Regions from separate parts of the Mus musculus genome. Here all the other regions are linked to region 1. Evidence: chromatin loops called from intact Hi-C (ENCODE). Cell type or tissue: heart. All regions are shown on one strand. Each heading gives the region's core, and the rest is flanking DNA. Links, peaks and the distances in the headings are about the cores only. Region 1 overlaps Slc4a5 (solute carrier family 4, sodium bicarbonate cotransporter, member 5). Region 2 holds the start of Mrpl53 (mitochondrial ribosomal protein L53). Region 3 holds the start of Mogs (mannosyl-oligosaccharide glucosidase). Region 4 holds the start of Wbp1 (WW domain binding protein 1). Region 5 overlaps Gm15624 (a long non-coding RNA gene).

What was found. Hi-C counts contacts between places; a loop is a spot of excess contacts. Peaks named below come from ENCODE experiments on the same cell type or tissue, not always from the same donor. Only the 100,000 strongest peaks of a DNase experiment are listed, where the experiment ranks them.
Region 2: a loop joins it to region 1, with 4 times the contacts of the local background. A loop is called at or near these places in 7 of 42 quality-filtered maps.
Region 3: a loop joins it to region 1, with 2.2 times the contacts of the local background. A loop is called at or near these places in 8 of 42 quality-filtered maps.
Region 4: a loop joins it to region 1, with 2.5 times the contacts of the local background. A loop is called at or near these places in 2 of 42 quality-filtered maps.
Region 5: a loop joins it to region 1, with 2.3 times the contacts of the local background. A loop is called at or near these places in 21 of 42 quality-filtered maps.

Annotation. Positions count from the first base shown.
Region 1 is chr6:83,265,404-83,270,403 of GRCm38, forward strand. It overlaps Slc4a5 (solute carrier family 4, sodium bicarbonate cotransporter, member 5), which reads left to right. Exons shown (of 25, transcript NM_001166067.1): 8 at 270-357; 9 at 2,003-2,157; 10 at 2,791-2,979. Among named protein-coding and RNA genes, the nearest start is that of Slc4a5, 31 kb to the left of the region's middle. In heart, for the core only: CTCF peaks have their summits at 75 (motif pointing left) and 3,072; a DNase peak (open chromatin) is centred at 2,958; H3K4me3 peaks cover 1,294 bases; H3K27ac peaks cover 863 bases.
Region 2 is chr6:83,104,127-83,110,374 of GRCm38, forward strand. It overlaps Ccdc142 (coiled-coil domain containing 142), which reads left to right. Exons shown (of 9, transcript NM_001081266.1): 6 at 2,927-3,041; 7 at 3,329-3,506; 8 at 3,629-3,828; 9 at 3,965-4,995. The coding sequence ends at 4,251. It overlaps Mrpl53 (mitochondrial ribosomal protein L53), which reads left to right and starts at 4,982. Exons shown (of 3, transcript NM_026744.3): 1 at 4,982-5,077; 2 at 5,188-5,300; 3 at 5,396-5,806. The coding sequence starts at 4,986. The coding sequence ends at 5,547. In heart, for the core only: a CTCF peak has its summit at 3,625 (motif pointing right); DNase peaks (open chromatin) are centred at 3,585, 3,985 and 4,955; H3K4me3 peaks cover 2,141 bases; H3K27ac peaks cover 2,029 bases.
Region 3 is chr6:83,111,974-83,118,221 of GRCm38, forward strand. It overlaps Mogs (mannosyl-oligosaccharide glucosidase), which reads left to right and starts at 3,533. Exons shown (of 4, transcript NM_020619.3): 1 at 3,533-3,953; 2 at 4,046-4,275; 3 at 4,655-4,851; 4 at 5,004-6,248. The coding sequence starts at 3,608. In heart, for the core only: a CTCF peak has its summit at 3,545; DNase peaks (open chromatin) are centred at 3,518, 4,228, 5,218 and 5,858; H3K4me3 peaks cover 2,637 bases; H3K27ac peaks cover 2,109 bases.
Region 4 is chr6:83,118,628-83,123,987 of GRCm38, forward strand. Wbp1 (WW domain binding protein 1) reads right to left here and starts at 2,834. Exons shown (of 5, transcript NM_016757.2): 1 at 2,576-2,834; 2 at 2,145-2,249; 3 at 1,558-1,660; 4 at 1,241-1,417; 5 at 417-1,093. The coding sequence starts at 2,644. The coding sequence ends at 633. It overlaps Ino80b (INO80 complex subunit B), which reads right to left. Exons shown (of 5, transcript NM_023547.2): 5 at 3,138-3,737. The coding sequence ends at 3,201. Mogs (mannosyl-oligosaccharide glucosidase) reads left to right here. Exons shown (of 4, transcript NM_020619.3): 4 at 1-275. The coding sequence ends at 81. In heart, for the core only: a CTCF peak has its summit at 2,859; DNase peaks (open chromatin) are centred at 2,914, 3,764 and 4,534; H3K4me3 peaks cover 3,237 bases; H3K27ac peaks cover 3,391 bases.
Region 5 is chr6:83,162,924-83,169,171 of GRCm38, forward strand. Gm15624 (a long non-coding RNA gene) reads right to left here. Exons shown (of 2, transcript XR_003956319.1): 2 at 2,620-3,715. It overlaps 1700003E16Rik (RIKEN cDNA 1700003E16 gene), which reads left to right. Exons shown (of 4, transcript NM_027948.1): 4 at 1-52. It also overlaps a transcript of Dctn1 not described here. Among named protein-coding and RNA genes, the nearest start is that of Gm15624, 6.7 kb to the right of the region's middle. In heart, for the core only: CTCF peaks have their summits at 2,708 (motif pointing right) and 3,592; a DNase peak (open chromatin) is centred at 2,788; H3K4me3 peaks cover 2,011 bases; H3K27ac peaks cover 1,762 bases.

The sequences.
Region 1 (5,000 bases), core at 1-5,000:
ATGTTGCATGGCCCATAATTAACTGCAATTTCAGTCCATGGAATCCAGTGCCCTCTTCTGGCCTTCTCAGGCACTGCACTCACATGCACATAGCTCCATACAGACATACACATAATTAAAAATAATAATGATAATGATGATTTTAAAACAATTCAAAGGAGGGGGTTAAAAAGTGAATAATGGATGCATTGAAGGTCCAACAAATCTTCTCCTCACCTGTTTCTGTTTTTTCCACTTTATATCTTCTTCTCCCTCTATCTTCTTTGCAGATTTCTGTTCATACTATTAGGACCTTCCGGGAGAGCAAAGTCCTATAATGAGATTGGCCGAGCCATCGCAACCCTCATGGTGGATGATGTAAGTAAAGATATGAAGCACACACTCCTTTGTGAGTGGTAATGGCTGTTGCACTGGCACAGCCTCCCCCACTCCCTGTCATCACCAATTATCTAACAAGCACCTCTGAGCCCCTGCTGTGCACCAGGGAACTCAGGATTATAAGATTCCGAGAATAGAACCAGACCCTCTCTAATTTAGAAGCACTATCCAGAAAGGGGGACAGATCTGCAATAATGAGATGATTAAAAAAAAAATAGAATTAACCATGTGCTGTCTGCCTGGGGAGCCAGGGCAGGCTCTGCAGATAGAAAACTAAGTGAACAGAAGGCAGGTAGACTGGCATGGCCCTGAGATGCTAGCCTTCTGGAAGCTAATGGAAGTTCAGTAGTGTAAGCTCAAAGTGTGCACTCCCCCAAGGGCCAGGGCAGTGACCTGAGCCAGAGGCCATACACACCCTGGGACAGGCAGGAGCCTAAGGGTCCTGTTCTGTCCCCAGATCATTGGGGAGCTGGAGGTCTTTAAGCACATGAATGACCCCACCAAATCTGCAAGTCTTTTTGTAGCCTGACCTGCTCCAGGGTAAAAGTATGGGCAGTAATGAATGGATTTGAAAACTGGACTCAAACTGGGCTCTGTAGAGGTTTTCTTGTGTGCTTGCTCTGTGGAAAACAGAAATGAAGAAGATGGGGGAACTCAGCAGACGTCCTACAGTAGTCTTAGCTGGGGTCGGCATCTAGGATGAGCGTGCCCAGGTTCCTTGGCCCTTGCTCAAAGACTTGGTATACAGCCACACAAAGATTTGCAGAAGCAGTAGGGGGACTTGATTCAAAGCAAAGAGACAGAACAGGTCAGGTACAGTCAAGAGTGACTGTGGGCCACATGAGTGAGGGTACCCAGAGACCCCAACTATTGTTTGGGGTTTGTTTTATGGGGTTCAGAGGAAGGTGGAGTGTTAGTATGGGTGGTTCTCTAAATGACAGACTAAATTATATGACCATCTTTCTGTTGTGAATGTCCCTTCCCATCACACATCTGATTTTGATCATATGTATACCTAATTTTGCATAGGTATAAGAAGTTTGATTTATTATAAAAACCTAGCTCAGGACGTCCCTAGTTTCTTATCCAGACACAAGGAGAGTATCATTGAGTAGAATTTATCTATGTTTGATGGTTGTTAAGGGGAGGAGACAGTTCCATTGTTCAGAGTGGAGTGTGTGTACAGCTCAGTGCAGGTGAGGGCCCTAGGTTGCTAATAAATTGCTAGGTATATGTGCAGAAAGGCATATGTGTACATAGTATAGTATAAAGGTTCTAGGCTGCTAAATGCACTATTAGAAGAGGTGAATGTAGGTAGCCCACATTAAGAGGAGTCCCAGGTTGGTAAGCTATTCCCTATGCTTGCTTGTCTCTAATGTATCTCGGAGGCATAGGTTTCTGATCTCAGATGACCGCCTGCTCTTGGAACTGGCTCTTTCCTATTGTTCCCTATTTCCCTTACTGTCCTTTGTCCTTATCCACCCACTGGAACCAAGTGGGCATCCTGAGAAATGGCTAGAATTGGTTCCTTTAAAGATAGCTGTGATGTGCTCACTCCCAGGAGGGGAGGACTGAGCCCTCTTTTCTCCTTTCTGCTTTTTTATCCTTCTCCATTCCTCACCAGCTATTCAGCGATGTGGCTTATAAAGCTCGGAACCGAGAAGATCTGATCGCAGGGATTGATGAATTTCTAGACGAGGTCATTGTCCTTCCCCCTGGAGAGTGGGACCCAAACATCAGAATTGAGCCACCCAAGAAAGTTCCCTCAGCTGACAAGAGGTGTGTGTTCGGGATAAGAGCAGCAGAGGGTACTCCACATCCGGCATTTTCTTCTCCCTGTAGCAAATCAGAAGCCAACACGGCCACTTATGAACAGCTCTAAAGTCAGGAGTGGGGACTGTGTAGGGGGATGCATATTACTGAATCATTTTCTGTCTTTCTGTGGTATGTGCAATGTGCGTTCACGTCTGAATATGTGTGGGTGCATATGTAGAGGCCCTGACGGTGGCACCAGGGAATTTTTCTTTGCTCTCCACCTTATTCACTGAGGCAGAATCTCTCAGTGAACCCAATGCTGCAGACAGATTTAGATAGTCTTGTTCTAGCTTGTTCTGGGGTTCCCCTGTGTTGGAATTCCAAGTGGCTGCCTTGTCCACCTGATCATCAAATGGCTTCTAGGAACCCAGCTCTTGCCCTCTTGTTTGTGTGGCAAATGCTTTAAACAGCTGAGCTCTCTCCCCACCCCCATCTTCATTCCCCCCCCCCCCCCCCCCCCCCCCCCCGCTTTTCAAGATAGTAGATAGTAGGTTGGGTTGTTTGTTTGTTTTTTGAGGGGGAAGGGGACAGTCCTGAGGGACTGGGCTCTTCCCAGCATTGAGAGCCCTGCTCTGCCCCATCTGCCTTCTCTTTCAGGAAATCTGTGTTCTCTCTGGCAGAGCCGGGCCAGATGAATGGCTCTGTGGGCGGAGGCGGAGCCTCGGCTGGAGGAGGCGGCAGTGGCGGAGGGGCTGGAGGCAGCGGGGCTGGCGGAGTGGGCAGTGGCGACGAAGCTGAGATGCCAGCTATGCACGAAATCGGGGAGGAGCTGATCTGGACCGGAAGGTGCCCGCTCCACACCTGGCAGAGAGCCTGCTGTCCTGAACCCTTCCTTCTTCCGGTCCTGTTAGCGATCCTCTCGCTGCTGTGTGCAGCGCCCCTTAGGGACGGGGATCTGACCACTGCAGTCGTCCCGCACTCTAGTGAATCGTGTGGCTCTGACAGAATTGTGTGGGGTGAGATGAACAGAAGGATCCCACCCGTGAGGAAGGAACCGAAACATTTCTCTAGGCATTCTTTAGTAATTGTATCCTATAGCGGCAGAAACAACGTATCACAAGCAAGGTAGTGTAAAATTACTGACGTCCATTTTCACATGAGTGTGAGATCAGAAGGTTAAAATGGAGATGTCACCAGGGAGCAGAGCCTTTGTGGATCCTACCTCTAATTCCTGGCACTGGAAAGACTGAGGCAGGAGGATTGTTGCAAGTTCCAGGCCAGCCTGTGTTATATAGTGTGAGGCCCTATCTCAACCCTACTCCTTAAATAAAGATGCCAGCAGTGCACCACTGCCTTTGAGCCTCTAGGAACGTCCTTCCTCTCCTTGAAAGACAGCCAGGAGTCTCATAGCACTCCTTGATTTGGCTGTTGTGTCACCTCAGTTTTTGTGTATAAATTTCCATGGCCTTGTCCCTGTGTGATATCTTTGGATAGTATTGCCTGGTTTCTATAATGGCTGGATCAAAGCATTCTTAATGAGTTCATTGTAACTTAATTACATCCTCTCTGCCTCCCTCTCCCGCCCCTTTGTGGTCTCAAGTAACCCAGGTTGACTTCAAGCTTGCTATAGCTAAGGATGATTTTAAATTGATGGTGCCCCCGCCCCTTCCTCTCCAGTGCTGAATTCACAGGCACCACCATGCTTGTCTTATAAACCAGGGCTTCATGCCTACCAGGCAAACATTACCAACTGAGCTTCATTCTCAACCCAGAGACTTTCTAAGTAAAACCATATTCACAAGTATACCAGAGGTTGGAGATTTAATGTATCTTTTAAAAAGAAGCAAGATCTTGAAATCTTAATTTTTTTTTTAAAGCTTCATTTTTCTTTCTTCTGGGGAACAAGAAAAAACTTTCCTGGCCTGAGTTCCCTGGCTGCTCTTGGAGTCACCTAGGTTGACCTAGGTTTAGGGAAGTCCAGAGAAGTACAAGGCTCTGTGCAACCGAAGCCGTTGGGAATGAAGCTGTGTGCTGAGTCTTTCTCGCTGTGATAAGATTCTCTGACAAAAGCAACTGAAGGGAGAAAGGTTCGAAGTTTAAGTAACAGCAGCTCATGCTGGGAAAGTCAAAGTGCAGGAGTTGGAGGGAACTGGTTACATTGTATCCACAGATACATTGTATCAAGACACGAGAGCATTAAGCTCTGGCTCATTTTTTTCCCCAGTCTCTCTCTCTCTCTCTCTCTCTCTCTCTCTCTCTCTCTCTCTCTCTCTCTCTCTCTCTCTCTCTCTCTCTTTTCGAGGCAGGGTTTCTCTGTGTAGCCCTCCTGTCCTGGAACTCACTCTGTAGACCAGACTGCCCTCGAACTCAGAAATCCGCCTGCCTCTGCCTCCCAAGTGCTGAGATCAAAGATGTGTGCCACCACTGCCTTCTTTTTCCAATTTTTATTAGGTATTTTCTTCATTTACATTTCAAATGCTATCCCGAAAGTCCCCTATACCCTCCCCTCCCTCCTCTACCCACCCACTCCCACTTCTTGGCCCTGGCGGTCCCCTGTACTGAGGCATATAAAGATTGCAAGACCAAGGGGGCCTCTCTTCCCAATGATGGCGGACTAAGCCATCTTCTACATATGCATCTAGAGACACAAGTTCTGGGGGTATTGGTTAGTTCATATTGTTATTCCACCTATAGGGTTGCAGATCCCTTCAGCTCCTTGGGTACTTTCACTAGCTCCTCCATTGGGGGCCATGTGTTCCATCCTATAGCTGACTGTGAGCATCCACTTCTGTGTTTGCCAGGCACTGGCATAGCCTCACAAGTAACAGCTATATCAGGGTCCTTTCAGCAAAATCTTGCTGGCATAT
Region 2 (6,248 bases), core at 622-5,621, 160 kb before region 1:
TGTATACATATACATACATTTGCTTGCCTCTGCTTCTTGAATCTGAGATTAGTGGCATATGCCCTTGCATCTGGCTTGCTTTATAGTTTTACTAAAGTAGCACATGTCTATATTTAAAGGGTGAAATGCAAGCTGGGGCTGTAGCTAAGCAACAAGCACTGCTGATCATGCATCATCGAACTTTTCTTTGATTCCAATCACGAGTGGGAAGGGGAGCAGAAGGAGGCAGCAAGATGATTCGTTAGTTATAGGTGCTTAATGCCAAGTCTGACAACCCCAGACCCATATGGGGTAAAGATAGAACTAATGACGGCAAGTTGTCTCTGCTGCATATGTGAGCATGCCAGCACATACACACACACACACACACACACACACACACTGCATATGTGAGCATGCCAGCACACACACACACACACTGCATATGTGAGCATGCCAGCACACACACACACACACACACACACACGAGAGAGAGAGAGAGAGAGAGAGAGAGAATGAAGTTAAAAGTATTTTTAAGCCCTCTAATGGGGAGATCAGCAGAACAGCTCCACTCCCCTCTGGGTTGGCTGTTTCTTCTCGCCCTTTCTCTGGATTATGTCAGGGCCTCATGTATGCCAGGTAAGATCCGTGACACCAAGCTATGTCCCCCATGATTTTCTTCTAGGTTTATGGACAGAGCTATTACTTCTGTCTTTATCTGTCCCATTTTGCACACCACTGCTTCCTGTTGCAAAATATAAGGTTATGTTTGTGTTCTCCTGGTGTGTTTGCAGGGCTCAAGTTGGCCCTGTCCTCCTGGTGTGTCTGCAGAGCTCAGGTTGGCCCTGTCCTGGTGTGTCTGCAGAGCTCAGGTTGGCCCTGTCCTGGTGTGTCTGCAGAGCTCAGGTTGGCCCTGTCCTCCTGGTGTGTCTGCAGAGCTCAGGTTGGCCCTGTCCTCCTGGTGTGTCTGCAGAGCTCAGGTTGGCCCTCTGCTCCTAGTGTGGATGCAGAGCTCAGGTTGGCCCTGTCCTCCTGGTGTGTCTGCAGAGCTCAGGTTGGCCCTCTGCTCCTGGTATGTCTGCAGAGCTCAGGTTGGCCCTCTGCTCCTGGTGTGTCTGCAGAGCTCAGGTTGGCCCTCTGCTCCTAGTGTGGATGCAGAGCTCAGGTTGGCCCTCTGCTCCTGGTGTGTCTGCAGAGCTCAGGTTGGCCCTGTCCTCCTGGTGTGTCTGCAGAGCTCAGGTTGGCCTTCTGCTCCTAGTGTGGATGCAGAGCTCAGGTTGGCCCTGTCCTCCTGGTGTGTCTGCAGAGCTCAGGTTGGCCCTCTGCTCCTGGTGTGTCTGCAGAGCTCAGGTTGGCCCTCTGCTCCTGGTGTGTCTGCAGAGCTCAGGTTGGCCCCTGCCCCTTTGCTCTGCTTCTCTGCTTACCAAGCATCTTAACTGCTGTGAACTCCCACCTTTGGTCTCCTGAATCTGAGACTTCTAGTCCAGCAACTGTTTGGGATTTCTTCCATTCTTACTGTTTTCTCTTTAACATCATGCCCTAGCGTAGCCTCCTAATGAGAAGAGCTTCACATAGATGGTTATGGAAGCCCAGAGGAGGACCAGTACCTGAGGCTTAACTGCTGGCTGGGCAGCCTCTGAGTAGCAGAAGCAGGCTCCCCAGACAGCCTTCCTGGGGAACAAAAGCTCATATGCTCTCTTTGTGAGTCCAGTCCTCCCTCCCTCCCTCTCCCCTCCTGTTTGTATTCAGGACTGTGTGTGTCAGGAAATGGTGTGGAGCTTGGCAGAGTAGCCAGTTAGCATTACATTGTTGGAGGCAGGGCCAGGGGTGCTAGTGTATACCTTTAATCCCAGTACTGAGGAGGCTGAAACAGGATTTGAGTTTGAGGCCAGCCTGGACTACATGGAAATTTCAAGGCTAGTTTGGGCTAGACAGATGGGAGTGGGGAAATTCTGTGCTGGAGAGAAGGGAGAACAGAGGCACACACATGTCTGATGTGCCAGGGACCCAGTGGTTTCTTCCTCTCCCCCATGCCGCAGAACCTCCCTTTCCTTAGGTTCCGGGGATCATATATCCACGTCTTTTTCCATTTTCTTTTGTTTTTTATTCCCCCATCCTTTTCCTTTCTTGACTCTAATGTAAGAGTCAGCTCAAGCTGGCCTCATGGAACTTGTCATCCTCCTGCTTCAGCATTCCCAGCCCTGGGGTCACAGGCATGTGCCACTATGCTCAGGTCACAGAACTTCTGCCAAATGCCCCATTTTTTTAGATTCTCCAAAAATCTAAAGCCGGGCGTGGTGGCGCACGCCTTTAATCCCAGCACTTGGGAGGCAGAGGCAGGCAGATTTCTGAGTTTGAGGCCAGCCTGGTCTACAAAGTGAGTTCCAGGACAACCAGGGCTATACAGAGAAACCTTGTCTGGAAAAAACAAAAAAACAAACAAACAAAAAAATCTAAACAACACAACCTTGTTATCACCATCTTCTTCCCACCCCATTTTTTAAAAAAAGATTTATATATGCAAGTACACTGTAGCAGTCTTCAGACACATCAGAAGAGGGCATCGGATTTCATTACAGATGGTTATGACCCACCATGTGGTTTCTAGGAATTGAACTCAAGACTCTAGAGGAGCATTCATTCAGTCACTGAGCCATCTCTCCATCCCCTGGCCATTGAGCTTCTAATACTCTGATTCTACTTTCCAAATGCTGGGAGTCTAGCCGCATGCCCAACACGCCTGACTTGTCATGTGCCTTTGATTACTAAGGAAACCTCTAATCCTAGGTACTGTGCATGGTTTAGGTCCAGACCTCCTTAGAAAATGCCCATGCTCCCACAGTGAGGCATCAGGGTTTTACAGATGCCCACACTGAGACCTCAGAGAGAGAAACACCATTCCCAGTCTAATAGACTAGCCCTTCTTACTTTCTTCCTCCCCATACAGCTCCTGCCCAAAGAATCACTGGGTCTGTTTGTCCAAGAATGCCATAAACAAGCCACACAAGGCTTCAAGCTCCACATGCCGAGGGGTCGATACTGGAGACTTCGATTGTGTCCTGGTAATTTTTCTTTCTTCCTGGTGCTGGAAATGAAACACAAGATTTCACACAAGCTAGACGAGCAAGCCTTGCTGAGTGAGCTACAACCCCCAGCCCACTGTCTTGGTAATCTCTCACTTCCACCTTTCTCCTTCGGGTTCCTGGTATAAATGGTCCAAGCCCTCCCCAGTTGTGGCTCCACACCACTGTCAACATCTTTGTCCTTACCCTTTGTGCCCTTCCTTCCCTCTGGAGCCCACTGGACTTCTGCAGTCTCTCCATCTGTCTTTTCTCTTGTCTCACTCCAGAACCTCCCAGTGACCCTAGTGAGTACGCTCGGATAGTGGTCTACTCTGTGTTGGAGCCTGTGTTGCAAGGACTTCAGGGATTGCCACCTGAAGCCCAAGCCCCTGCCCTCGGCCAGGCACTGACAGCCACACTGGGCGCCTGGCTTGACCACATCCTCACCCATGGGATCCGGTTCAGGTATGAAGGAAAGATGCTAGTGGCAGAGGAAGAATGCCAAACAGGGAAAATGGAGACCATTTGGGCAGAGCAGTCTGGGGAGGCAGAAGTGTCTGGTGGCCACATTGTACCTGGACATCTAGCCTGCAGGGGGCGCTGCAGCTCAAGCAAGACTTCGGAGTGGTCAGGGAGGTTCTGGAACAAGAGCAGTGGGGCCTGTCGCAGGAGCTTCGCCAGACTCTGCTCTCACTCAGCATCTTCCAGCAGCTAGATGGGGCCCTGCTGTGTCTCCTGCAGCAACCCCTGCCCAAGAATCCAGTCCACAGAAGACCTCCCCGTTGCTGTGAGTTATCACCACTCCTCAACCCCAGGCTTTTCTAAGCCCTTCCAGGGGTGCTTTCGAACACCCACACCCAATCTCACCATTGCTTTGGCGTCAGCATTCCCCACCAACCTGCCGTCCACTCCTGCCTTCCCAGGTCTCTGTTATGAGGTCCAGACCACTGAACTGCCCACCAGCAGCCTCAACAGCCTGGAAAACTTGGCACCCCCTCTTCGTCTTGGAGTCTCCCCTGCCCAGAACACTCACCTGCTAAGCACCCTGGGGGGAGGAGGACGAGGAGGAGGGGGAGGGGGAGGACCAGGACCTAGTCCTGAGGCTTACCTGGTGGGAAACCAGCAAGCCTGGCTTGCCCTGAGGCTGCACCAACACCCACGTTGGCACCTGCCTTTTTTTTCTTGCCTGAGGACAAGTCCTGAACCCTAAGTTGACTAGGACCAGGGGTTGCAGATCATGCCCCAGACAAGGAACTGTATGCTAGAGAAGCTTAAACCTGGGTGCTTGATAAAACATGTTCATAAACTAGAGTCCAGAATTGAACCCCCAGATCATCCTAGGATCTGCAATCCAGAGTAATAGGCAAACTACAGCCTGAAATCTGGATGTCGGAAACAATGAAGACATCTTGGAGCTAAAACTAGAAGGGGTCTACAGGGCTAGCGCTCAGGAGACAGGCAAACCTTGCTTTCTCTCGAATCCCAGGAGCAAAGCGAAAACTGATTCATGAGGAAACACAGACAAAGCAGACATTTCTACACGTGGAGGGCAGTCTTACCCCTTCCCCGTCTCTGTTTCTAGTCATTAGGCTGTAGGGCCTGGACATTTAAGCCTTGGCTGTTGCTACAGGGGCAGGGCTTGCCTTCTGCTGGGTGGACAGTCCCCGCAGTGACATCCTTTCCAAGGAAGGAGCCAGGATGTGGGGTGGTGCTGACCTAGATCTCGCAGGCAGGACCCCGAGGGAGAGGGCTGAAGGACGTTTTCCTGCGAAGGGGATTTTGCACATTCACTGCTTATGCTGTGTGGCACAGAACACTGCTAATGGCTGAAGTATTCGCGGGTGGCCCCGGAGGTCAGCCGCGCGAAGTACCGCGGAGCCGCCGGAAGCGGTCCGTTCCAATAAACCGATCCCCAGTGCTACTCCTTCCGGGGTGGAGGTAACCATGGCGGCGGCTTTGGCTCGGCTCGGACTACGGCCGGTCAAGCTGGTTCGAGTTCAGTTCTGCCCGTTTGAGAAGAACGTGGAGTCCACGAGGTACGGGTTCTGGGGAGGTGGGAGGCGTCCGTGTTCCCCACGCGTGCGCGCGCACCCTCGTCCCGGCTCCCTGGTCCCCCGGACGCGCTCACGCTGCCCTCCGGCCGCAGGACCTTCCTCCAGACGGTGAGCAGCGAGAAAGTCCGCGCCACCAACCTCAACTGCTCTGTGATCGCCGACGTGAGGCACGACGGCTCTGAGCCCTGCGTGGACGTGTTGTTCGGTAAACCTGGTAGGGACGCGGGTGGGCGAGGGCAGATCGCCGCCATAGCCCTGCATAGTCAGGGTCCCTAACTCATCGGTTTGCATCTCCCCCAGGAGATGGGTATCGGCTGATTATGCGCGGTGCCCACCTCACCACTCAGGAAATGTTAAGTGCCTTGGCCTCCCACATCCGGGACAGGAACGCCGCGGCAGCATCTGCACCGGGCGCAGACAAGGTCGCCCCGGGTACGAGTACCCGCCGCTGATATGGCAGAAGAGTCCAACAACCAAATGTTAGCTTGAATCTAAAGACAGTGAGTGGTCTGAGAAGACCTGGGCTTTAATCACTCAAAATGCTGCATGGAGCTCATGATACGGAGCAAGAACACTAACAACAGGGCTTCTGGGGCAAGATAAGTAAGTTTGGGTGGTGAAGGGCCCCGACAAATTGGAATTTTTCTTTCTCAGTGTTTAACTTTATTTGGATCTGTCAACCAAGTACATTTTAATTAAATATTTATTGCCAAATGAATGCTATTTTTCTCAGGTTGTTTACTTGGATTTTGAGAGAGGGTCTTACCATGAGCTAACCTGAAACTTAGTAAGAAGACCAAGGTGGCCTAGAAATGTGAAAGCATTTTTCTGCTTCAGGCTCCTCAGTGCTGGGATTCTAGACAGCCACCACCCTCAGCCTACAGTACTCATCTTCCTTAGTAGTGTTGTCTACTCTTCATTCACTCTCATGGAACCACCCATTCTGTCATAATTTCAACTACTCAGGATTTAAACCCTACCTTTTTATTTGGTTCTAACCCCATCTTCTATGATTAGCTACTGCCAATTTCCCCCATATGCCACCAACATTCTTTCCTTCAAGTGGAACGGTCACTTGGCTCTTCTGACTTCCTGCTCAGCCTTCTAGGCTAGAAATGTAGTGTTTCCTCTCCTATCCCTTCCCTTTCTCCGT
Region 3 (6,248 bases), core at 916-5,915, 150 kb before region 1:
ACTCGGGCCCCACTCCCCAGCAATACTGTAATTCTTCCCTGCCTAAATGAGTAGTAGAGGCTCTCTCGCTGCCATCCTTTAAGAAAGACATCTCCCTGAAGGCCTGGGGTGTGTGCTGCAGGATATTTGGCCATTCTGTGAACCCCAAGATTGTGTTACTTACTGGAAAATACTGGAATACTGGAAAATAGTTGTGGTGTGGCTCAGCCTTAGCATACACCTTTAATCCAAAAGCTTTCTGAACTATTGTAAACAAGATTAAAGTCAACTGTAGGTCAAGAAGTAGAGCAAGCAACCACAGGCCCAAGTGTTGTCAGGAAGTGAACATGGGCTTATTAAGAAAAAATGATAGAGAGAAAGAGTCAGGGGAACAGATAGACACACAGGAAGTAGAATTGCTTGAGACTGTGAGAGAGGGTCATTCCCGGTGAGACTTAGGCTGAGGAGGAAGGTCTGCTGGGTGTTTTCTCTGTCTCTCAGCTAGCAGGCTTTAACCCTAGCATCTGGCTCCCAAGTCTTCACTGGTAAAATTGAATGAGTTTTTGTTAAAAACAGCAGGTGTCAGGCTGGAAAGATGGCTCAGTGGTTAAGAGCACTGACTGCTCTTTCGAAGGTCCTGAGTTCAATTTCCAGCAACCACATGGTGGCTCACAACCATCTGTACAGCTACAGTGTACTCATATACATAAATAAATGAATCTTAAAAACAAAAACAGAGCTGGGCGTGGTGGCACATGCCTTTAATCCCAGCACTCGGGAGGCAGAGGCAGGTGGATTTCTGAGTTCGAGGCCAGCCTGGTCTACAAAGTGAGTTCCAGGACAGCCAGGGCTATACAGAGAAACCCTGTCTCAAAAAACAAAACAAAACCAGAACAGCTGTCAATCCCAGTCAGCTCTGCCCTTAAGTAGTTATGACATGGGACAGATAAATCTGTCACTGTCCACTCTCATTTGTCAAATAAGAATAGTATAGGCTTGTCCACCTATCTAAAGGTTCTGTGTTGGTTCCATTAACTTAGGAATGAAAATACTCTAGATTAAAATAAAAAAACAAACAAAAACAAAGGGCATCCAGGGCTTGAACAGATGGCTCATCGGGTAAAACTGCTTACCACGAGGCTTGATGGCCTGTTTGATCCCTGGGACCCTCATGGGGAAAGGGAAGAATAACAGCAAGTCATGGTCTTCTGACAGCCACTCACACACTGTGGAACATGCACACCCGAATACAAATTAATAAATTTAAAAGTTGTACCTGCATGAGTATGTACAGATTTCCCCTTGTTATTATCCCCTAAATAATAGATCTATTGACATATCATTTACATCACATTAGGTATAAGTTATTTAGTTAATATAAGATACACTGTAAGCCAGGTATAGGTTACATGCAAATACTACTACACATTTTAGTTGAAGGCAAAGCTTGGCTATGTAAATACCAAGGAAACCATGGCTGCATAGTGAGCCCCTAAGTTGCTCATTGGTCAATTTGAGGTGCAGGTACTACCTCGGAACAGCTTCCAGACAGATGTAAATTCTGTTTCCTGGGCCATAGGAAAGAAAATACCTTTGCAGAGTTGGAGTTCCAGAAAAGAGTGGTGGGCGAAGGACTAAAATACAGTTCAGTGAAGTAAGCTGTTACTTGGTGGGTTCATCCCCTCCCCACATCCAGTGTCACCCCTAACACTAGATAGGAGAGAAACAGGATAGAGGGGTTAGAAAAATCCCTGAATCTAATTTCTTTTGTTTCTTCTTTGACCACAGTAACCAACACCCCCGAATGACCACCAACCACCAACCTTGCCTCTTGAGACCCTCCCTTTATGCACCCTCTGGAAAGTTTCCAGAATTCTGTATGTCACACAATCACAGAAATTATCTGCAACTGGCAAAACCACATTTCAGCTAGAGCATGAGGCAAGTCAGGGTCAGCTGCTGCGGCCAGTCGGGCGCAGCCCACAGCCCTAGACCTGGGATTAAAAGGAAAGCACCTTCTTATAACATTTCTATGTTTTCTCAGGACACAAAAATTCCAAAAGTCTCAAAAGTGTCACTACAGTACCTAGCATGCAGAAGTTCCTAAGTTGCTCTCTGGCACTAGAACTGAACGAGTGAGTGAGTGAGTGAGTGAGTGAGTGAGTGAGTGGGCCTGGGCGGTAGCTCAGTTGGCAGAGTGCTGGGCTAGCACTGAGTACACCAATCACTTGTGTGCTTGTAACCCAGCACTGGGAAGGTAGAAGCTGGAGGATCAAAAGTTCAAAGTCAGATTTGGCTACACAGCAAGTTCCAAGCCAGTCAGGGATATAGACTTTGTCTTAAATTTAAAAATCAATCAATAAAATTATAGGCTGTTAGAGACAGACTTGTCTGAAGTTATAGAACTGCTTAAAGAAACAGACCCTACCTGGGCTTCCTTGTGAGTCCACTCCAGGAGGAACGGAAGTACAGAGTATGAATAGTGAAATAGCTTAATTCATACACACTTGGGTTTTAAGCTAGTCCCTCCCAGCTCTGTGGCTTGGACCCAGGTACTTATATTTCCTAGGCCACCGTTTTCTGCTTCCAGATTAGAGCTGGATAGTGATACGTAAACATAGCTTAACAGTCCCTAGCTCCTGACACTCTGGAGGCTGAGGCAGGAGGCTGTCTATCACTATCAAGCTTTGGGACAACCTGGGCTATATACAAAGCAAGACTGTCTTAACCAACATAATTTTACATAGCAAGTTGGAGGAAAACCTAAACAAACATATCCCCCAAACGGGAAACTGGCATTAGTGTGATCATATGGACAAGTGTGTAGGACCCAAAGAGGCCATCAGATCCTCCGGACGTATTTGTAAGATGCCATGTTGGTGCTGGGAACTGAACTATCCTCTGCAAGAGCAGCAAATACGTTAACCATTAAATCATATCTCCCGCTTTCTTCCTTACTCGTACTTTTTTTTTTAAAGACATGGTCTCACTGTGTATCCCAGGGCGGCCTCAAATTCACAGAGATCATCCTGCCTCTGCCTCCTGAGTACTAGGATTAAAGCTGAGAGCCACCACGTCTGGCATTTATTTATTTATTTATTTATTTATCAATCATTTTATTTGTGCTTGCGAGTGTGTGTGTGTGTGTGTGTGTAAACGTGTGGAGGTGAAGTGCGCTCATGCCACAGCATACGCGTGGAAGTTCGAGGCTGTATGCATATTTGTAGCCCTGATGTGAGGATCAGAGGACAACTTGCGTAAGTCTGATTTCTTTCTGCCACGACCTGGGTAAGGGGATATAACTTAGGTCGTCAGCCTCGCGAGCCAGCGCCGTTACCGTCGAGCCATCTCTCCAGGCCATAATCAGTAGTTAAGCAAGACAAAAGAGAAGAGGCTCAGAATGCCATTGCTTCTCTCCCAGCCCTTGAACTCCAAACCACTGACGCTTCTCACCCATCGAGTCCTGGTCTCCGTACCGAGTCAACCAGCCACAGCGCTTCCGGGCTTCGGGGCCGGACCTGACGTGAAAGCGGGATTTCCGGTGGGGCGGGGCGCTCGGGGAGGCGCGCGGCGAAGGCTCGGTCCGCTGACCGCACGGTGGCAGCCGGGGAGCGTGCAGGCTGCCCGCATGGCCCGGGGCGAGAGGCGACGGCGCGCTGCGGCCGCAGAGGGGGCGCGGCCGCTGGAGAGGGCGCGGGCGGCGGGCCGGCGGGATGGCAGGGCTGGTGGGGCGCGGGGCTCGGCGAGCGGCGCGGCCCTGGCCGTGGTGGTGTTGGCGCTGGCCTTCGGCCTGTCGGGGCGCTGGGTGCTGGCGTGGCTCCGTGTGCGCCGCGCGCTCACACTGCACCCCGCGCCGTCTGCGCTGCCGCCGGACTCCTCCAGTCCTGCCGTGGCCCCGGAACTCTTCTGGGGCACCTACCGCCCACACGTCTATTTCGGCATGAAGACTCGCAGCCCCAAACCACTGCTCACAGGTAACCCTGGGGCGGGTGAGTGGGGAGGACCCAGCAGTCTTCGAAGACTTAAGACAGCCTCTGTTGACTGACGTGGCCATTCTGCTTCCCAGGACTGATGTGGGCACAGCAAGGCGCCACCCCGGGGACCCCTCCTAAGCTCAGGCACACGTGTGAACAGGGAGACGGCGTGGGTCCCTATGGCTGGGAGTTCCACGATGGCCGCACCTTCGGTCGGCAGCATATCCACGATGGGGCCTTAAGGCTCACCACTGAGTTCGTCAAGAGGCCTGGGGGTCAGCACGGAGGGGATTGGAGCTGGAGAGTGACCGTAGAGCCTCAGGTCAGGGCATCAGGATCGTCTTTGCACAGCCCAGACTTCCCCACCCTTCCCTTTCAGCAGCAAATGCAGTATGAAATGGAGGTTGACAGCCGGGACACCAGCCTGGCTGACCATGTCTGCCATCTCCTTGTTTGTAAAGTAGATATCACAGTGACGCCTAACTTAAAAGATTGACTGAAACAATCTACGTATAATTCTAAAGCCTCTGTCATTTCCAGGAGGAATCCTGTTCAGGGCCCTTTGGCTCAGCCCACTGGGTGGATCTACCTACCCTCAGTCTTGGCAGATGTATGTTTGCCACAGTTCTTGTAATCCCTGCTGAGACTGGGTCTCAAAAAGATGTTTTTCTGATGCTTTTGTGTGTTCCTTGGTCACCCAGGCCTCAGGTACACCTTCCTTCCCTTTGGTGTCCCTGTTCTTCTACGTGGTGACAGATGGGCAAGAGGTCCTACTACCAGAGATCGGAGCCAAAGGACAGTTGAAGTCCATCAGTGGGCACACCAGTGAACTTGGTGACTTCCGCCTCACACTTCTGCCGCCAACCAGTCCAGGAGACACTGTCCCTAAGCATGGCAGGTAACTGGAGGATTGGTGCAGGGTGGTACAGGGGTGCTTGGGAGATTGACTTAGCCTGGTTTCTATGACTCCCTCCTCCCCTTCCCACCAGTGGGACTGGAGAGGCATCCCTTTCATGAATAACACTCCTTATTTGTCTTCTTGCCTTCAAGCTACAATGTCTTCTGGTCCTCCAACCCGGGGCTGCCACAGCTCACAGATATGGTAAAGAGCCGCCTAAACAGCTGGTTTCAGCACCGGCCCCCAGGAGCCTCTCCTGACCGCTACCTCGGCTTGCCTGGATCTCTGAAGTGGGAGGAGAGAGGCCCTAGTGGGCAAGGGCAATTCTTGATCCAGCAGGTGACACTGAAAGCCCCTTTCTCTGTGGAGTTTGTGTTTGAATCTGGCAGTGCGGCAACAGGAGGAAACCAAGCCTCTGGGCGGCTGGTAGGCAGCCAACTGACCCAGGCCCTGGAGAGCCATGCTGCAGCCTTCAAGGAACGGTTTGAGAAGACCTTCCAGCTAAAGGAGAAGGGCTTGAGTCCCGAGGAACAGGCTTTGGGTCAGGTTGCCCTCAGTGGCCTTCTTGGTGGGATTGGTTACTTCTATGGACAGGGTTTAGTGTTGCCAGACACTAGCATGGAAGGGTCTGAACAGAAAATGGACCCTGCCCTGTTTCCACCTGTCCCTCTTTTCTCTGGGGTGCCTTCTAGGTCATTCTTCCCACGAGGCTTCCTCTGGGATGAAGGCTTTCACCAGCTAGTGGTCCAGCGATGGGATCCCCACCTCACCCGGGAGGCCCTAGGACACTGGCTGGGGCTGCTCAATGCTGACGGCTGGATTGGGCGAGAGCAGATTCTGGGGGATGAGGCCAGAGCCCGAGTGCCCCCAGAATTCCTAGTGCAACGGGCAGCCCATGCCAACCCCCCAACCCTGCTCCTGCCAGTCGTACACATGCTAGAAGGCCATGACCCTGATGATTTGGCCTTTCTCCGCAAGGCTTTCCCCCGCCTGCATGCCTGGTTCTCTTGGCTCCATCAAAGTCAGGCAGGGCCAGTGCCACTATCCTACCGCTGGCGGGGCAGGGACCTAGCTTTGCCTACCCTACTTAACCCCAAGACGCTGCCCTCAGGCCTGGATGACTACCCTAGGGCCTCGCATCCTTCCACAGCAGAGCGGCACCTGGACCTGCGCTGCTGGGTGGCACTGGGTGCCCGGGTGCTGTCCCAGCTTGCAGAACAGCTTGGGGAGACTGAAGCTGCTGCAGAGCTGGGCCCATTGGCTGCCTCTCTAGAAGAACCTGGAAGTCTTGATGAGCTGCACTGGGCTCCTGAGCTGGGGGTCTTTGCTGACTTTGGGAACCACACAAAAGCAGTACAGCTCAAGTCGAGGCCCCCACAGGGGCTGGTTAGGGTGGT
Region 4 (5,360 bases), core at 361-5,360, 150 kb before region 1:
CAGGATGGGCGGGGCATGGGCTGCCGCCCCTTCCAAGGATGGACCAGTCTTGTCTTACTGATCATGGCTGAAGAGTACTAATGGGACAGAAGGAAAGCTAGGCCATTTGTGTCACTTGGAATATGCAGACAAGGGCTTGGGTTTCTGGTCTCATTGTTTCAGATCTTTGTAAGCTCATCTCAGGTGTCTCCTTATTGTCATCCCATATAGCTCTGGGGTGAATGTGAACTCAAAGAGTCTATTTTTCTAAATAAACTGGAAAAGAACCTAACTGACCCCTTGCTTTAGACAGTTTTGCCTTGGAGCTGCCTGTTATCCTCATGTAAAGTGATAAATGGCCCGTTTCTTCCCTTCAGGGCCAGTGTGGTTAGGAGGCATGCAATGAGCTGAGATCTACTCTACCCAGAATCACAAGCAGCTGGTTCATGTCTCTTTAATGAGATTAAAGGCTCCTGTGTATGTCTTGGGAGTGAGTAAAGATAGCACAGTCCTCGGTGCTGCCCCTCTTCAGGGCTCCAGCCCTTTCAGGCGTGTTCTAGGAGGGTGGGGACGGTCCCACATGGAGGACTGCAGTTGAAACCAGGGCTGAATCCTGGTGGCCAAGTAATACCCAGTTTCCCTCTTGAAACTACTTATGGGATGTCCCCACAACTAGAAGCCAGCCCCATGGGAGGAACTTGGGACACAGAATCTGGGGGCAGTGCACAAGGGGAATGGTCTTCCAGATCTGGCTGGGAGGCACTAGCCCTCGCTTCCTTGAGTGGCTCACCTTCACTGGAGTCAGGACAAGGGCAGAGCTCAATACCCGAGTCACCAGTTAGGCGACGATAGCGGCAGGAAGGGGGTATGTGAACTGGGCTCAATCCTGCCCTGGGCTCACCCTCCTGGTGAGGGAGAGCACTCTGCTGGGAGGAAACACCTTCTACATTTGTCCCCTCCAAGTGGGCAGAGCAGCTGGATTCGGAAGAGCAGCGGGTGCATTCACTGGAAGTAGTCCAAGGGTAGCCTGGGCCCACAGTGTAAGGAGGTGGCGGTGTGCCTGGGTGGTGAACCACATCCTCGTAGGCTGGGGGTTTGAAGGCGCTGAGGAGGCCTGCAGGAGAGAGAACAGCATGGATGACTGAAGGACCTGAGCTACAAGAGTGCTCTGAAATGTCTGCCAGTGGAAGTGTGGGGTGGTTGAGGGTCCTGGCTTGGAAGGGGCTACTGGTTCTGCATCCAAGAGCTTCAGGTCACTCACGAAGGTCAAGCAGTGAACCGGTTGGAACAGGGCCAGCCCCGTGGCATGCCCCATGGTAAGCCAACAAGTTGATTTCACGCTGCCGCTGTTGCTGTTGCAGCCTGAGTTTAGCCCTTCGGTGGCGGAAGGCACAACAGCAGCTAAAGAGGATGAGGACAGTCCAAAGCAGCCAGAACCCTGCAGGAGGCAAAGAGGGCACAACTCAGACCACCACCCCAGACTCCAGCCCTAAGCAGAGAAGGGTCTTTGGTAGCTGAGTTCAGAAATCCAAGGGAGGATGGGCATGGAACCTGAGATGGATCCCTTTGAAGACTCACACCAGAGTTCATAGTAGTAGGTGCAGCAGCCAGTCTCCCCACAGCAATGACCAGTCTCACAGAGGTAGGGCTGGGTATTCACTCCTGGGCACAGCTCTCGAAGCTGGAGGCAAGGAGGCACTAAGAACCAGGGGCTTCTACCCAAGGCCCTGTCCACCCCCACCTCCTGCACGCACATACAGTCCCACCCACGAGCCGACCTAGCTTGGAAGGATGGCATGGGATGCTAAAAGGAGGGTCTATATGTAGGGCTATCAGTATGGAAGATTTAAAATGCCAGAAACTAGTGAGAAAGTAAAGTGTAAATACAGAGAAAGTGATATCAGTTCTTTAAACCCAATACTTTTCTCACAGAAGCCTGGCCCCAAGGGTGGTTTTTTGTAGGCTAATGTTTTAAAAGAAACAAAACATAGTGTGACAATGGGTAGGAATTTAAGGCCATTTCCAAAGCTAAAAAGCTTTCAACATCTCCCACCCCAAAGGTCTGCCTCCCACACCCCCAAGATGGTTTTTTTTTTCCACCCCTGGGTCTCAAGCTCCCTGGGGTAGAGGAGGCACAGTGTGAGACCCAGAGCAGTGCTCCCAACCAGATGGGATTGCTGTGGATGATAAAGGATGGTATCCAGGGCGCGAGTCTGGGTTCCAGCTCGTCTCCAAATTGCTCCCTCAAGAGAAGATGCTGCCGGACTCTGCTGTGACAATAGGCACAGAGAAAAACATCACAAATAACTGCTGCAAGACAGAGGGAACCTCCCTGGGGGTTTCACTACGCCTCTGGTAACTGGAGAGCCACTGCAGGCTTGCATTGCAACCATGAGATGGGGTCTAAGAGGGTGCAGGTAAAGTCAACTGCATCTACGTAATAAGTCTAGACAAAGAGTAGAATGGTCATGTTCAGGAACTTCAGAGTACCTTTGGCTCCATGAGCTCCTCCCCCACCCCGGACAGGAAGTGACAGGAAAGGGGAAAGAGAAATAAATGGCTGTAGTGAGATAAGCTTTTAGAGCTGCTGGGATACCTGCTGTTGCGGCGCCTGAAGTGACCCCCAGGCCTCTTCGCTGCTGTTCCTGCTGCTGGCCCGAGCCATGCCTCCACCTACAGACCCCTGAAGACCACAGCCTCCTCCACCGCCAGCTGCCCCGCCCCTGCCACCTCTGCCGCCACTTCCATGGTCCCTGCCCGGCCCATCGCCACCGGTGCCACCATCACTCCGCGGCCGGAGCTCCCGGCCGGGGAGAGCACCTCCAGAGGACACAGTTGCTCAGTCCAGCCAATCAGAATCGCTAACTAACAGATCAGCCAATAGGAACCGGTCACAGGTTTCTCCTTTTGCCCAATCCGCAGCGGCGCCTGTGCCGCTCTCCCAGACAACAAGAACTCACACAGACAAAGACAGGGGAAAGGCTCGACCAAATGCCTGACTGACAGCAACAATAGCCAGTACGGACAACAGAACAAGCTTTGACTTATCGGCCAATGAACGGCCGTTCAGCACAAAAATTTTCGCCGATTGGCTGAATGACTTTACACACTCAGGTTCAGACTCCGCCGGCTTCCCACTCCAGCAATTCGATACAAGCTGAGGCACTGTACGAAATTTAATAGGGTGGGGGAGACAGCAGGAATGTGGCGTGGGAGAGGTCTTAGGTGGCCAGGAGTGGGGACCCCGGGCCCTCGGGCCCTCCCAGCCGTAGCTGCAGGTTGATGCGGTAGCACTGTAGGCTGCAAAGGGCCTGGCCGGTGCGGGAGCAGGCATAACGACGCGGGTGGGGGCAGCCGGGGACAGAGCATCGTGGAGCGGGGCCCGATGGGGCAGGCCGCTGTGCCACCGCCGTGGGTGTGGGAACGCCGGGAGGAAAAGACAAGGTGGAGCCCTGTGCCCCGCTGCAGTAGCGCACCATGGGTGCAGGGGCCGGGGCAGCAGCCCGTCCTCCGCGCCGCTCGCCCCGCGCCGCCCCGCGCCCTCCACGCCCGCTAGGAGCGGCCGTCTTGGTGAGGCGCTCAATTGTCTGATTTTTGTGCTCCTCGGCCCTCCTCGCCGCCTGCAGCCGCCGCTTCCGTGCACGCTCCTCACGCTTCAGCAGCATCTCTTCGGTGAGGGCAGGGGCAGGGCAGCCCCCACCCACTGGCAGAGGCAGAGTCGGGGACGGCTGGCTCCGCGCCTTCTGGAGGAGGGCTCGCTGGGGAAAGAGACAGAGGATGTCTGAGAACCAAATGGCGAGGTTTTTGGGGTCACCCACCCCTATTTTCGTTTGTTTTTGTTTCGAGGCGGTCTCACTATATAACTTTGGCTGCCCTGTAAGTCACTATGTAGACCAGGCCAGCCTGGAGCTCACACTCTTGCCTCTGTTCCCTAGGTGCTGGGATCAAATGCTTGTGCCACTGTCCCCATCTTTAGGGACCCTTAATACCACACTTCTCTTCCCAGGGTTCCTGCCTCTCACTCAGGTCCAAAGGAGGAAACAAAAGTATGGTACCCTGCCTGCCCCTTGTGTAGGTTTTTGTTGTTGCTGTTATTTTAAATAGTATCTCAGGAAAAAACATCAACTTGGATTTGGCTCAAACCAAAAAGAATTACCCTGGATTCCTTTTTTCTCCCACTAAGTAGCTACTTCCGTCATACATCCAGGCTTCAGTGCAGGTTTCTCTATTCCTTTTACTACTTTCTTCTGGACTCGGGCCATCACCAGCTCTCCCAGTTTCCACACCCCATACCCCTCTCCCAGTTTATTGATTGATTGTGTCAGGCTATCTATATGTATTTTTAGATGCCTCGGAATTTGTAACCATCCTCCTGTCTCTCAAGCTCTGGGGCACAGGTCTGCGCCACGACAGCCTACACTTCAGCAGCTTCCTAAGGAAATTCCTTACCCCTACTAAGCTTCACAGCACATAATTGCCAAAGTAATTAAGCCAGCTATGTCACTTGTCAGTATATATCCCCCTGGGTGACCTGGCCACACTCTCCTTCTGGGTCTCTGTGCCCCTGGGCTCTATGTCAGCTGGCCTCTCTGTCTGAGAAGCTCCCCTGGTACTGGAAATGTCATCTCTTCAAAGGCATTCTAGACTGGAAAGACTACTCAGCGGCGAGGAGCACCGGCCCTTGGGGAGGACTCTCATTCAGTTCCCTGCACCTACATGGCAGCTCTCAACTGTCTGTAAATCTAGTTCCAGGAGTTCTGATGACCAATGGCCTCCATGGGCAACGGGCACACACTCATCCACATAAAGTAAATACGATTTATCTTTAAAAAACAAAAGAAAACAATGAGCTAGTCCCCACAACTACCCTAATGTTTCTGTCTTGGCAATTTCTACTTCAGCATTCCTATTTTCTGTAGGATTTTTTTTTTTTTTTAAGGTTTATTTATATGATCACACTGTAGCCCTCTTCAGACACACCAGAAGAGAGCATCAGATCCCATTACAGATGGTTGTGAGCCACCATGTGGTTGCTGGGTGTTGAACTCAGGACCTCTGGAAGAACAGTCAGTGTTCTTAACCATTGGGCCATCTCACCAGCCCTATTTTCTGGAGTTTTAAAAAGTTACTTAGGAGCTCTGTGTGTGTGTGTGTGTGTGTGTGTGTGTGGCAGTACACACCTTTAACTCCAGCACTTAGGGGCAAAGGCAAGCATATCCCAGTCAGGGCTTAAATACTAAGATCCCAATTCAAAAAGGAAAGTCATTTACCTTCTGTCAGCATGCACTTGAATATCCACCCACCTTCCTTTCCTGTTCCTCTCACTGCCTAAGAAACAACAAGCTCTCCATATGTTTGTCGAGTGAATACAGATGGAACTA
Region 5 (6,248 bases), core at 706-5,705, 100 kb before region 1:
AATAAACGAATTGCCGCAGGAACTGACTGGCAAAGATGGTGCCATTTCTTCCAAACCTGTTTATTTCCTTAACGGGACTCCAGGGGGCGCAGTTGTCATGGCTTAGGAGACAAGGCTTAGGGATAAGGTTGTTCCCTAGCGTTCTCTGTCTCACCTCCACCACCCCCCACCCCCCCTGTCCTCAAAACACTCGTTAAAAGGGAAGATAGAAGGACCGTAAGGTAAATCTGGCTCCCAGGCAGAACTTTGTCCTTTCAGTAAGGGAGGAAGTGCATAACTGTGATTATAAGCATAGAGTGAGTCCACACATTAATTCGCTCTCCTTTCCTAGCTCCTGGAGCTTATTAGTTCATCTTGGATTGAAACACCTATTTTTTTCCGTTTGATTTTTACTCCTGTGTTCAGGGAAATGAACCTAGAATTTTGCATATGACAGAAAAACATTGTATCAACCAGACACATACACACAGCCAATACATTTTAAGCAATTAATATATACACAAATATGCTCACATGTGAAATGTCCTATGTACCCTCATGGTTGCACAACACGGAACAGCAAAAGACTAGAAAGTGGGCCAGGAGGCTGGCTCAGCCAGTAGAGCACTTACTATGTAAAGCAAAGCATTGAGGACCTGCAAATAAGCCCCCAGCCCATACTCTCCATTCTGGGGAAGTTTAGATGGGACAAGCCCTAGGGTTTGCTGGCCAGCCAGTCTAGCCAGAATTGAATTCCAGGTTCAGTGAGAGACCCTTTCTCAAAATAATAATAATAATAATAATAATAATAATAATAATGAGGAGGAGGAGGAGGAGGAGGGTGATTGAGGAAGAGATTCCAGGTCAACTTCTGGCTTCCAAATGCACATACACGCATGTGTGCTCCCACAAACATGAACACACATGCATACAACTGGAAACAAAGTAACTAGAGGAATCCAGTTGATAAATATGTACACCTACACATGAGGATCTCTCTCTGTTTTTCAAGAGATGTTCTCTTGTAGTGCAGGATGGCTGTCAGGCCATGGGTGGCCTTGAACTCCTCATACCTAAACCTCCCAAGTGCTGAGATTTCAAATACAGCTTGTATAACCGGAAAACATTTACCCACTTCATTTGAATTTGATGGCTCAGTGTTAGTTAAGAGTGGTTACTGGCAGCTCTTCCAAAAGACCTGAGTTCAATTCCCAGCACCCACATGGCTCCGCTCACAACCATCTCCAACCAGTTCTAGCTCCAGGGGACCTAAGCCCTTTTCTGTCTTTCCCATGTGCCTGGTGTGCAGACATACCATACATGTAGGCAAAACACTCATAAAATATAAACCTTACAGATTCTATAAAGGAAAAAAGGCAGAATGTAAGTCTCTATACTGTACTACCTATTGCATAAGAGATGAAAGGAGTAGAACTCTGTGTTCATAAGAGCCTGTATTTAAAACATCTACCAGATGACCAAGAAACCAATTACCTGTAGCAAGCAAGAAGGTTATACTAGGGTGGGACAAGGGCTAAAGGGAGGCTTCTCAGTACATACTTTTCCAGGGGGCTTGAGATGTGGTACTTTCTGTCAGCTTTCTCTGTATGTCCCTGGATGTCCTGGAACTAGCTCTGTAGATCAAGCTGGCTAGTAGTCAGTGCTCTTATCCACTGAGCCATCGCCGCAGCCCAATCCTGGCTATGTAATCCTGACTGGCCTGGAACTTAATCCATACTACAGGCTGGCCTTCAGCTTTTAGAGAACCACCTTCCCCTGCATTTAGAGTGCTGGAATTAAAGGCATGTACCATCATGTTTGGCCCAGTAAATACTTAAGTATTAATTTTATTATTATATTTCATTTGGTAGTTTGTGTGTACAGTGTATATGTGTATGTGGTGGTGGTGTGTGTATGTGTGTGTATGTGTGATATGTGGTGTGCGTGTGGTCTGGTGTGTCCGTGTGTTTGGTCAGTTCTCTCCTATCTTCACGTGGATTCCAGGAATCACACTCAAGTTGTCAGGCTTGTATGGTAAGTCCCTTTAGTTGCTGACCCATTCCACAGGCTCCAGTTTGATTTTTGAATGGTAGGAATGCATTGTATGTTCAGAATAAATAGAAATATTTAGAAGGTGAAATGGGGGTGAGAGGATTGCTATAGAGGAGGTGTCCATTCTTTCTAGATCCTGTCACTGACAGTCATTTTACAAATAAGGACATGATACTGAGAGGCTGTTACCAGCACAGGATTTCACACAGCTCATAGACTGGAGGAGGAATTGGAACCGGTCTGTGAAATCCTAACTCCTCCTCCTGTGGAGTTGCACATTTGCTTGATCCTTCCTTCATGCCTGCCTAAATCATTGTATACTTGGTACCTTAGTACCTCAGGCTAATTTAGAACTCGGGGCAATCCTCCTGCCTCATCCTGTCTAGTACTGGATTGTCGCTAGTTTTAACAAGCCAGTTAACTCTCAAAAGCTAGCAATAAGCCACTGAAGACAAAAGGACTGTTGAAACTTTCTATACCACCTCCATTGAAAAGACGCACCTCAATGCTGCTGACAGCAATGGTTCTAGACAGTTCCGTTTCTGGGGGATGGGGGTTGAGGAATGCTGAAGAGGGGAGAAAAAAAGGGAATGGACATCTTAATTTATTTCTCCCGATCTCCAGGCCATAATTGTCACTTTTTGAGATCAAAACAAAATTCCCAATCCTTCCCCTAAGATCCTCCTCCAGCAGAGGGCGTTCACCCCGCCCCGCCTCACGACCGCGGTCCTAATCCACTTCCCAGACGTAGTGCGCGTGCGCATGCACACATGCACGCATCCTGCCGCAGGTGTCTAGCTCAGTGCCTTATCGATGTTTTCTCTGCCTCGCTTGGCGAGACCTTGTCAGCTAGGGCGAGGCAGCAGGAATGAGGAGACTGCTCACAGAAATCTAGAGTTTTCTGGGACCCGAGGGCTTTGGGGATCACTGCGGGAGCGGGCGGCGCGCAGGGCAGTCCGTGGGGCGGGGCGGGGCGGGGCAGCAAGTCCGGAGCGGCGGGCGGCGGCGGGGCCGATCGGGGCGCGGAGCCCTGACAGCAGGTACGCGGGCGGCGACCCCGCCGACTGTCTGCTGAGCTGCCCCGAAGCTCTCGCGGAGCTGGCGGGGACTCGGGGTTAGGACTTGGTGGGCTCGAAGGGTGGGTGGCACCCGGGCGGGCGGCCGGGCAGGCCTGGGGCCCCGCTGAGCGCTTCTCCCAGGCTTGCCCACTCTCCTTCAGATTTGCGAGGGGCCCCTGCTTACTGTGACACCGTAGTGAGCGCAGGCTTTCTGTGGGCACGTGTTTAGGAATTTGTGTTAAACGAAGACAAAAATTAATCCTAGAGGGTTCAGACGTGGAGGGTCTGGAAATGCGTTTGATGTGTGAGTACGCCTTGTCCTGGGGTCCAACTAGGCTTACAAAACGATCCTTGTGTAGTCGTCTTGTACACACACCTCTCGTAACTGAGCAGGACGACAGCTAAAGCACACAGATGCGAAATTGCTGTTTTCAAAGAGGCAGGTCTTTAGACTGAAATCCATTTACAGCAGCGCAGAGAGCTGCAAGCGGCTGCTGGCCCCTTGTTACCCTGGTGTACTTAAAAGGTACTGAGAATGGAAGAACTGTGTCAGAAATTGGCGTCCTTAGCCTACTGTGCTGTCAAAGCCTGTCTTCTTGTACTGTATTTAAACAGATAAGGATAACCTAAAAAATAGGAAAATATGTATGAGTGTAGGGACCAGAAATGTCAGGCCCCTGCAGCTGGAGTTAGAGCCAGTTGTAGTTCTAGTAACTGAAGTCAGGTCCTCTGTAAGAACAGTAGGTGCTCTTAACCACTGAACCAGCTCTTCAGCTCCATAACTTTATTATGTAAAAGGTGCTTTGCATTCATATATATATTTGAAAGTTCAGGTTTTCTCAGCAGACTATTTCAGAACTTTTAGTATGCTGGATATATTTCTCAAGAGTCTCTAGGGCATGTGTATGTGTGTGTATGTATGTGTGTATGTATGTGTGTGTGTGTGTGTGTGTATATATGTATGTATATATATATATATATGCATAATCTCCCCCAAATAGACAGGGAGATACTGGATTTTTGTTTGTTTGTTTGCTTGCTTGCTTGCTTGCTTGAGTTTTGGTCGTGTCTACTTAACGTCTGGTGCTGTTTTTGGAAATGAAGTTCCCGAGGTAGAAACCCACCATTGTAAAGGGGCAGTGTGTGCCAGTGGTTTTTACTTTAATGGAGGTATGTGTTTAATAGAGTCTGGTGGAAATATAGCTCTTATCTAGTCTGCATTTGTAACAGGTTCTCAGGTGATGCTGTTCAGGGGCAAGATCTTAGCTGACAGGCACATTTTGCTACCTGCTATGTAGAACAAACTACTGCTCTGGGTTAGTTACTTTATCCAGCCCTTAAACCAGGAGTTAGGACCAGAAGACCTCTCAGCCTCCTCTCATCTCAGTGCTGGGCTTCTAACCGCAGCCACCTTTGCTGTAGCTGACCTCCATATGTGATACTCTTGTCAGTTTGGCAAATTTTGCAATCAGGCTTGAACAGTTCTAATAATGGGGAAATAACTGAATATGCCCCCCCCCCCCCCGAGATAGAGGCTGGCCTCAAACTCCCTGTGTAGCCACAACTGGCCTTCAGTGCCTGCTTCTCCTGAACACCCCAGTTGCTAGGATTCTTAGTGTAAGCCTCCCTGTGGCATCTGTCCTTGTCTAGGCTATCTCTTAGAGTTAAACCAAGGAAAAGCTGACTTTCCAGGTGTGGGTAACACTCAACTTGGGTGCTGTTTTTGTTTTTTGAGACAGTGTTTTTCTGTGTAGTCCTGGCTGTCCTGGAACTCACTCTGTAGACCAGGCAGCCTTGAACTTAGAGATCCGACTCCCAAGTGCTGGGATTAAAAATGGGAGCTACCAGGAGTGAGCCTGGTTTTGTAGTATTCAACTTTAATGCCAACACTTGGGAGGCAGAGGTAAGTGAATCTCTGTGAGTTCGAGTACATCCTGGTCTCCAGAGTGAGTTCCAGGACAGCTTGGGCTACATGGACAGACTGTCTCAAAACACAAACAAACAAAAAAAGTTAACTCTTACCAGGTGAGGTGGCATATACCTTTAATCCCAGCACTCGGGAGGCAGAAGCAGGCAGATCTCTGTGAGTTTGAGGTTAGCTTACTCTACATATTGAACTCCAGGACAGCCATGGCTACTTAAACAAGAATAAAACTGAAAGTTGGCTTTTAAGCCATGCTTGTGATACCTGTTTATAAGCCTAGCCCCTGAGAGGTAAATACAGGAAGATTTCTTTGAGTTTGGGGACAGTCTGGGCTACTTAGTGAGTTTCAAGCTAGCCCCAGCTACAGAGGCCCTGCCTCAAAAAACACTGAGGGAAGCTGAGGAGGACATTGCCTCTTCCAGCATCAGATGACAGATATTCCCAGCGTTTTTCTTCAAACCGAATCAATGCTTAATTCTTTCATCACATTTAAGAAGATTCGTTCTTAAATCTGTCTCTGTTTGTACGTAGTGGAGCATTAGCTAGACGTTGAAGGGTGGGCGTGGTGTGTAAGACTATAGAAAGCACTGGGAACAGCCTTGGTGGGGCAGAGGAGACTGCACACACCGAACCGGGGACTGTTAGACGATCGCGGTGAAGGTGGTGGATGGACAGTGAAGAGAGCAGCGCTTGAGAAGTATTCACCTTACTGTGCTGTCAAAAGTGGTCAGAAGTGAGGGAGGAGAGGCCAGGAGTTTGCATGCAAACCGATAATTTAGACCGACGATTAGAACAGTAACGCCTGGCTTTATGTTTAACTGTGTAGATCACAGAGCTTTTTTGGGCATGATCTCACTTGATGTAATTTCCTGTAAGGTGGGACAAGCAACAGATGGAGAAGCACCAAAAAGAAGAAATGAGTTGCTCTAATCTTCAAAGCTATGGAATGGCAGATAGGAAGAATGGAGAAAGGAAGGGTGTGTGGGTAGTGACTGAGGCCTGGCTGGACGTGAGGGTGCAGAGGAGAAGACACTGAACGGAAGGAGTCAGAGGGGCTGGGAGAATTGCAAGAGCGTCCACAGCTGCCTCTGGGTTCTGTGCAGCCCCAGCAGTGGTTGTGGCTGCCTGGAGGTGGAGGTTAGCAAAGATCGGAGTTGTCGTGGTCTGCTAAGAGGCTAGGGAGTTATGGAGGGGATGGCAGATGTCTGCGAATCAGGGGAGATGGAAACTGGGTT